Regions from separate parts of the Homo sapiens genome. Here region 1 is linked to region 2. A link is an interaction called in ENCODE POLR2A ChIA-PET data of the cell type or tissue named here. Cell type or tissue: Caco-2. All regions are shown on one strand. Each heading gives the region's core, and the rest is flanking DNA. Links, peaks and the distances in the headings are about the cores only. Region 1 overlaps CSGALNACT2 (chondroitin sulfate N-acetylgalactosaminyltransferase 2). Region 2 has its middle 19 kb from the start of LINC02633.

What was found. Peaks named below come from ENCODE experiments on the same cell type or tissue, not always from the same donor. Only the 100,000 strongest peaks of a DNase experiment are listed, where the experiment ranks them.
Region 1: POLR2A ChIA-PET joins it to region 2 with 5 read pairs; 2 of 35 experiments call an interaction of 5 or more read pairs at or near these places.

What each region holds. Positions count from the first base shown.
Region 1 is chr10:43,166,968-43,171,367 of GRCh38, reverse strand. CSGALNACT2 (chondroitin sulfate N-acetylgalactosaminyltransferase 2) reads right to left here. Exons shown (of 8, transcript NM_018590.5): 6 at 4,270-4,364. Among named protein-coding and RNA genes, the nearest start is that of CSGALNACT2, 31 kb to the right of the region's middle. In Caco-2, for the core only: a CTCF peak has its summit at 643 (motif pointing left); no DNase peak of the experiment used is centred there.
Region 2 is chr10:43,302,200-43,306,599 of GRCh38, reverse strand. No RefSeq gene overlaps it. Among named protein-coding and RNA genes, the nearest start is that of LINC02633, 19 kb to the left of the region's middle. In Caco-2, for the core only: no CTCF peak of the experiment used is centred there; a DNase peak (open chromatin) is centred at 1,689; H3K4me3 peaks cover 993 bases.

The DNA.
Region 1 (4,400 bases), core at 169-4,168, 140 kb after region 2:
AAAAAAAAAAAAAGAGTATTAGCATGCTTTTACATTCCCTTCACGCTTCTATGTTGACTTTATTTGCCTCTTTTTGTTTTAATTAATTTTAATATACAACCTTTTATTTTGGAATAATTTTAGATTTACAAAGAAGTTGCAAAACAGTAAAGAGAGTTCCTGTATACCCCTCATCCAGTTTTAGCTTCCCCTAATGTTATCATCTTACATTGTTGTGGTACATTTGTCAAAACTAAGGAACCATCATTGCTATATTACTATTTAACTCAACTCCAGATTTCATTTGGATTTCACCAGCTTTCCCTTTACTGTCTTTTTTTTCTATTCTAGGACCTAGTCCAGGGCACCACATTGCATTTGGTTGTCATGTCTCCTTAGTCTCCTCTTGGCTATGATGGTTTCTCAGTCTTGTTTTTGGTGACCCTGACAGTTTTGAGGAAGAATGGTCAGGTATTTTGTACAATGCTCCTCAATGTGGGCTTGCTGCAGCTTTCCCTGTGACTTTCCTGGGGAAGTTATCTACGTTTTTGGAAGAGGACTGTGAGCTAAAGTGTCCTTCTCATTATGTCATGTCATGGGTACATGGTATCCCTTGGTTAAGGTGTCTGCTGGGTTTCTCCCGTGAAAAGTTTGTTTTTTCTTTCCATACTATGTTCTTTGAAAGTGAGTCCCCTAGTTCCACCTACTGGAAGAGGGAGTATCTACATAAGTTATTTGGAATTCTGTAAGGAAGACTTAACTTTTCTTTCCTATCTAGTCTAGTCACTCAATATTTATCTGCTCATTCACTCACTCATTTGTATCAGTATAGACTCATGGCTATTTACTTGATGCTTTGGGTTATAATCCAGGTTTAAGTTATTTATTTCATTGCTCAGGTTGTTCCAGCTTGGGCACTGGGAGCTCTTTCTGTTGGCTCCTGTGCCCCTTCGACATATTCCCCCTATCTTTTTATTGAGTGCTTTCTTACTTTCTGGCACTGTAAGATGCTCCAGGGTCTTCTTGTATATTTTTTGCCCCTGCCCTGGAATCAACCATTTCTCCGTGGACCTCTGGCTCGTTTGATTGGAGAATAGTATTAGAAACTAAGATTTGGAAGCTGAGTGTACTTGTTACTGTTAGGGTGTCACTGGTTCTAGGCCCTCTCAGCTGACAGCTAGGTAATACACATAAGTATACCATGTACATAACCCGCTGACATCTTAATCCCAAATTGGTATTAATTGCCTTTTTATTATGTCAACATAACTATTTACACTATTACATCAACAAATGTTTAGACTTAATTTTTTTGGTTGTTCACCACTATTTACTCTCAGGTCCTCCTCTCTCAATGTATACATTTATCATTTTGCTGGACTCGATTACAAAGGTCTGTTGAGAAATAAATTCTGAGTCCTTGAAAGCTCAAAAATGTCTATTTTGTCCTAAAATAGTAGGTTGAATATGAATTCTAGAATCAAAGTTACTTTTCTTCAGAATTTTCATAGTATTGCTTTATTGTTTTCTAACACCAGTGTTTTCAAAAAGAAGACGAATGCCAATCTGATTGTCACTCCTTTGTGAACAAACTGGGTTTTGCTATTTTTAGTGTCTCTGGAAGCTATTAGAATTGTCCTTTTACTGTTGTTCTCCAAACACCAGAAGATTTGTTTCTGCTTAGCTCTGGAAACTTTCTTCCATTTCCTCCACTCAATATTCTCTCTTTTCTGAACTCCTATTAATAATTTGGGAGCTTCTGGCTTGATCTTCCTTGTCTTAATTTTTCTCTCATGTTATCTCGTGAACTTTACGTGTCCAGTTGGGTTGTCTTCCAGTTTACAAATTTGATTCAACTGTAACCATTCTGCTATTCAGACCATTTACTGATTTTAAAAATATTTTCACAATTTCCAAGTTCTGATTTTTTAAAGCAACAAATCCTGTTTTATGAATTTAACATTTTCTCTAATCTCCTCAAAGATATATTTTAAAATTACTTTCTATCTGTATTCATATACTCATGTGTTAATTTTTCTGTGTATTAACACTTGGTGCCTCTTTCATAGTATTGTTTTTCCTCAAATGTTTGGTTAGTCTTGGTTAATTGCTACTCACTTTTGTTTCAAGTATTGTTCAGAAGTCCATGGCTGTTAGCTTTGATTACAATGGCCTATCTCCAGTCACAGTCAAGGAGATTAGAACAGGGTCTCAGGGGGAATGCGCTAACAGTAGTTCACTTTTGTAGTCTAGGGGCTCCCTAGCCACCCCGACCAGCCTCTCCAGCTCCAGGGACCACATGCACTGCCTTAGACTGAGGGTCAATCCCTGTGATGCCTGCTTCTCAGCACACCTAGAGAAGCATGTTTATTCCAGGCTCCCTCCATTCTGTCTGCTATGAGCTCAGAGGATGCAAAGCAGCCCCATCTTCACTCACTGTTCTCTTGAACACATTCTAGTCTGTTCTCTCCTCCAGAAATCTTACGCTAACTGCTATCGTCTTACAGAAAGTTCTCAAGACTTACGGCTGCTAACACCTTCTCTCATTTTCCAGTACTAATGTACCCTTTTCTTCAGAATAATTCACCGTCAGATATGGCAGACGTGGGTGCTCAGTTTGCCATTTTGAACCTATTTGTATTTATATTCATAATACTGGCCTATAGATAAGGTAGAGGCGTGTGTGTGTGTGTGTGTGTGTGTGTGTGTGTGTGTCTGTGTGTACTATGCCAAGTGTTGATATGAAGATAATGGTGGCCTCATAAAATATGTTAAGTACATCATATGGTGCTAATATTACCTGCTCTTTGAGAGTCTGGAAAAGCTTATAAATTAAAACATTGTATTTATATACCTACAGGGTAACTTTTTGATAACTGTTTTTTAAATGGCTCTTAATTTCTTCAGAGCTTCCACCTTTTTTTTGTTTTGTTTTTTTGAGATGGAGTCTCACTCTGTCACCCAGGCTGGAGTGCAGTGGCGTGATATTGGCTCATTGCAACCTCCGCCTCCCAGGTTCAAGTGATTCTTTTGCCTCAGCCTCCTGAGTAGGTGGGACTACAGGCTCGTGCCACCACGCCTGGCTAATTTTTTTATTTTTAATACAGACGGGGTTTCACCATATTGGCCATGCTGGTCTCGAACTCCTGACCTTGTGATCCACCCGTCTTGACCTCCCAAAGTGCTGGGATTACAGGCGTGAGCCACCATGCCCGGCCCACTTGCACCTCTTTTATTCATAAAATACTAACATGAACTTAGCCTGTGTTCATATTTTATAAATTCTCAAATCTTTCATTTATTTATAATTTAGAAAACTTACCCTATAAAATTGATTTATCTCAATGTTTTCATATTCTAATTTCCAATGTTTTCCTTTTTACCTGAAATCTGTCTACTTTATGATTAAATTTTTTGTACATAAACATAAGCTTCTATATTTCTCAATCTATTTTTGTTTTATTAACTTCTGCCTTTATTACTTTCCTTGAAGTTATTTTTCATTTTTTTAAACATCTTAAAGTGACTTCTTAATCATTTCTACTTTTTCTTAGTATTAATAATAAAAGATTATGTTAAAAGCAATTTGGTATTCTCGACTCGATTCTGAAACAGAAAAAGGACATTAGTAGAAAAACTGGTGTAATCCTAGTGTACTTAGCAGTAACTTACCAATATTAATTTCTTCACTTTGACAAATGTACCATGGTTACATAAGATGTTAGCATTAGAGGAAACTGGGTGAAGTATGGAACTCTTTGTACTATCTTTGCAACTTCTCTAAATCTAAATTATTATAAAATAATGTTTATTTAAAAATTTTAAAAAACTTACATAAAATTAGCTTTGGCAATAACTGTAAGTTTTGATATATGGCATTTATATTCTATGACTTTCCAGGTAATTTACCAGAGTATACTATTCCCTCTTATTTAGCAGAGTAGATTTAATTTCTAGTTAGTAGGGTTTTTAAAATCAAATTTTTAGTATTAGTAAAAATAAGCTGGTAGAAATGACTGTACAATTTCCACATTCTGGGACATGAGGTTTTCCTTTATGACCTAAACTCTGCTCCCCCTACACTTAATTCTGAAGCAATAAATGTGAAAAGCATCTTATTGGGGGTATAAAGAGGAACTATGGAAATGTGCTTACAATAACTATAGTTTTTCTTTAACACTTTGCTCATGGAAATACAGTTTTTTATTGAAACTTTGTTTTCTACTTACACAACAAACATCTAGAAAAGATCTTTAGAGTCTTTCATAACTGAAAATGTGAAAGTCTCACCAGCTGCTGCTCCACAGGTGGTGGCACTTCCTGGTTGGCATAAACAATGGCAGGATTGTAAAGACTGAACACCACAGGGTAAAACACCTTCTTACCTACAAATTAAAATATAGGTTTGTAACATAAAAAGA
Region 2 (4,400 bases), core at 187-4,186:
GCTGGTGGGAAAAATTTTAGTTATAATAGCTACAAACCTTCTTGGAAGGCCTCAGAGTTCGCATAACTTCAGTAATAAATCTGACTGAAGGCAGCCTAGTCCCCTTACCTTTAGTTAAATAAATTAGGGTAGAAACAAAGGAGTGTAGGGAGTTTATCTAACAAACTTGTTTAATCATGTGGTCTTAAGACTAACCTTTGTTATACTGAGGGTGCTTAATTGCTTTCTACTTGGGAGGTCCGCAATGTCAATTACCCTCTAGTGGTGTTGACTCAAGCCTTTGTCAATTAATCTTTACTGAATAAATGCGAGTCTCACTAGCTGTTCTGGCCGCAGTGGCAACTGTTTGCGGCACTTTGCATGTAGTCTGTAAGCTGCCCAGACGCTCAGCTGGACTGGCAAAGCAGAGTATCTGTGTATCAGTGTACTTTATTCATCCATCCTTGGGTCAGGGTCTGCGGGACAGACCCCCACAGCCGGTGCCCCCACGTGATGAACACTGGGAAGGAAGCAGAACGGACCCGAGAAAGGAAGGTGAAAAAGGAAACACGTGGTCAGTGAGTAATCAGTAAGTCATTGGTGCCCACTTGGGATTTCCAAGTTCGGGGGAGATTGTTCATGCTGAGATTTCATCATGGGACAACAGTTATCAGCTCAACAGAAACAGTATATAAAAGTGTTGAAACAGTTGCTAAAGGCTAGCAGACCATCAGTTTTGCAGGCTCAATTAAAGGACTTAATGCAAACTGTTGAATCCCAAAGCCCATGGTTCCCTGAAAAAGGCACACTAAACATGAAGCTGTGGGAACAAGTGGGGAGAAATATTTATTTATTTATTTATTTATTTATTTGAGATGGAGTTTCACTCTTGTTGCCCAGGCTGAAGTGCAATGGCACAATCTCGGCTCACCACAACCTCCGCCTCCCACGTTCAAGCGATTCTCCTGCGTCAGCCTCCCGAGTAGCTGGGATTACAGGCATGTGCCACCACGCCCAGCTAATTTTGTATTTTTAGCAGAGACGGGGTTGCTCCACATTGGTCAGGCTGGTCTCGAACTCCCGACCTCAGGTGATCCGCCCACCTCAGCCTCCCAAGGTGCTGGGATTATAGGAGTGAGCCACCGCGCCCGGCCTGTGGGGAGAAATCTTAAACAACATTATGCACAAGGGAAACAGGTCCCAGTAACAGCTTTAACGCTATGGGCTTTAATTAGAGCAGCCCTGCTTCCATTATACATGCAAGAGCCTAAAAAGGGGAAAGAGGAGGAACTGTCACCCACCTTATCGCCTTGTGTTCCCTCAGCCCCAGTATCACCGGGGCAAAATAACAAAGAGGAAAGGGAGGTTTCACCTGAGCCCCCTCCTCCAATAAGTAGGAAAAAAGACAAGAAACATGCTCCAGCTATGGGACCTTGTCTTAGGCAAGCGGCATTAAGAGGGCCCTTAGTCTGCCCGTAATGCAAGATCGGCAAGGCAATCAGCTACATAAGGTGTTAAGAAAAGGCATTAGAGGCCCGATCCCGGGGGCGGGGGCGGGGGCGGGGGCGGGGGGCGGGGAGCGGTGCGGCCGAGCTAGCAAGCATTAAGTAGAAGGGAAAGCTCCGCGGCCAGGAAGTTCGCGAAACCGAAGCCAGCAAGTGCTCCCGGGAACTCTGCACCGAGGGCGGCAGCTGCAGCAAAGAGCCAGGCCCGGCGCGGAAAAGTTAGCCTGTTAGGGCGGGGCAGGAGGCACGCGGGAAAGTCTGACTAGCCAGCGGCGCCCGTGGGAGGAAGTCTCACAGGCGAAAATCAGCACAGAAAAAAGGGGCGCCTTTGCAAGCGGTAACGCTGCCGCTGCCCCAGGACCCGCCTCCTCAGCTCTCCAGCTCCGCAGGCGGCCCACGGCAAAATTTCGAGTGCTCCTTGTAGAGGAGCGACATCCCAAAGTATAATTCTATGCTAAGATTTAAGTAAAATTTAAGATTTGAAAAACCTCTTTCTGATAATGGCCACTGTTCTCTTTCTCTTACCCCTAGCGTGACTCTCCAAATCCAATTTAAGCAAAACTAACCTCTAAAGGGGGAGAAATTACAAAAGTCCCATGAGTTAGTTAAGGAGCAATTAAAATCAAGCTCTGCTCCCTAGTGAAAAAAAATTTCCTGATTGCAAGATTATTCATTTTATGGATAATATTCTAACAGCCCTTAAAATTCACCCATTTTCGTCATTCCCAAAAAGTCTAGTAAATATTTTACCTACAAAAATAGTTCATTCCCCCCTACCTGATGCTTTAACACTGTTTACTGATGGGTCTAGTAAACAGAAAAGTGGCAGTCTAGTACAGACCAAATTCAATCACTCAATCTGTTTGCTAGCAGAGAGCTGAGATTAGGGCTCTGATACTGGCCTTAGAAACTTTTTCAACTCAGCCCATCAATATAGTTAGTAATTCTGCTTACTCTGTGTATTTACTACAGAACCTTGAGACAGCACTAATTAAGTCTACTCTGGAGCCAGCCCTGTGTGCTCTTTTTCTTTGACTTCAGCAATTGCTAGATCAACATATACATACTATTTTTATTACACACATTCAAGCCCACAGCTCACTGCCTGGCCCATTGGCTTATGGCAATGAACAAGCAGACCTTCAGGTTATGACATCACTGCTTGACCAAGCCACCCAATCACATCAATTTTTCCACCAAAATTGGACAAACTTATCTAAACAATTTCAACTTACACAGAGACTGGCTAAACAAATTATCCTACAATGCCCAGATGGCCAGCTCACAGGCATGTCCCCTCCTTCAACAGGTGTTAACCCTAGAGAACTAGAACCTAATCAGTTATAGCAAACAGATGTTACCTACATCCCTAAATTTAAAAAACTAAGATATGTGCGTGTATCCATTGATACCAACACTCATTTAATTAGTGCACATGCTCTGCTTAGAGAGTCCACTCGATACGTCATTAAACATCTTTTAACTGTTACATTTATAAGACAACCCGCAAAAATTAAGACTGATAATGGTCCGGCTTATGCCACCTCACAATTTCAACAATTTTGTCACACGTGGAATATCCAACATTCCACAGGCATCCCATATAATCCCCAAAGACAAGCAATAGTAGAATGTGCCCACTCCACTGTTAAAAATATGCTCAAAAAACAAAAAAGGAGGAGTATGGGTAAAGACCCTGCAACACTATTGGCACAAGCCTTATTTACCCTTAATTTTAAAAATTTAGATGACAAATTTCATTCAATCAGCTGTAGAAAAGCACTTTGATAAAACCTCTCAAGGCATAAAACCAGCAGTTTTATGGAAAGATGTGAACTGTAATGAATGGTGTGGTCCAAATGAATTATTAACGTGGGGAAGAGGGTATGCTTGTGTCCACACCCCCTCAGGTCCTCTTTGGATTCCAGCATGATGCATCAAACCATACCATGGTGTAGCTAGGACCGAATCCGGTACCAGAAATAAAGGAGTTAACCCTGCAAGACCCACAGCCCTGGACAATGTGGCTTCCGCGGATGACGTGAGTCCTGGATGTTACCTGGGGGATGCTGAAGAGGACAATTCAGGAGGCTGAATGAATCCTGCTCCAGACACAAACACCATTTACTCCAGATAATTTATTTCTTGCTATGCTTTCTGTTGTACATTGCATCTCATATAGGGTATTAATCCTTTTTATGCTCTCACTTTGTCTGCAACCTGTACCTGCTACTACACTGTATTGGACTCATATCTTAGACCCACCTTTCTTTTGCCCTGTCACCTGGGCAGACGCTCCCTTCCCAGCCTATAATAACGTGACTGCTTAGTTAGGAGGAATAGATTTACCGCCAGTGAGGTCCCGCAATAATGGCACACATTGGACTAAGATGCCAGATAACATTACATATCACTCCACTATCCTCCCACTGTGTGTAAGTTATAAAGGCTCTAACCCTTACTGTGTACCTGCCCCAAAACAAGTATGGCTACATCACTGTGAAGGAAATGCCTTAGCATTCTTAGCTGCAGGAAGCCTCAAACTGGGCAATGCAATCAACACCGCTTTCCCAAACATTCCTTCCTGTGCTAAAGAACAAAGCCAGGAAAGTAATGGATTCCACTTTAGCTGGGAGGTCTGTCACAGGAGACAAGCCCATAGCCTCCAGTTAGGCAATTATAACATCTTAGACTGGTGCCCCCATGGCCGATTGTAGGGCAGCCTTACTAATGTCTTCATCCATCACAGCATCAATCACAGTTTCAAAGCCACGTCTCGTTCCCCTATAATTTGGGCTGATGGGGGGATGAGATATCCCAGACCCTAAGTAAAGTCCATGCCACCCCAGTGAAACTTATGGCACCTGGGACATCTTAGCACCTCCCTTAACACCTGGCATGGGACATGTCATAAAT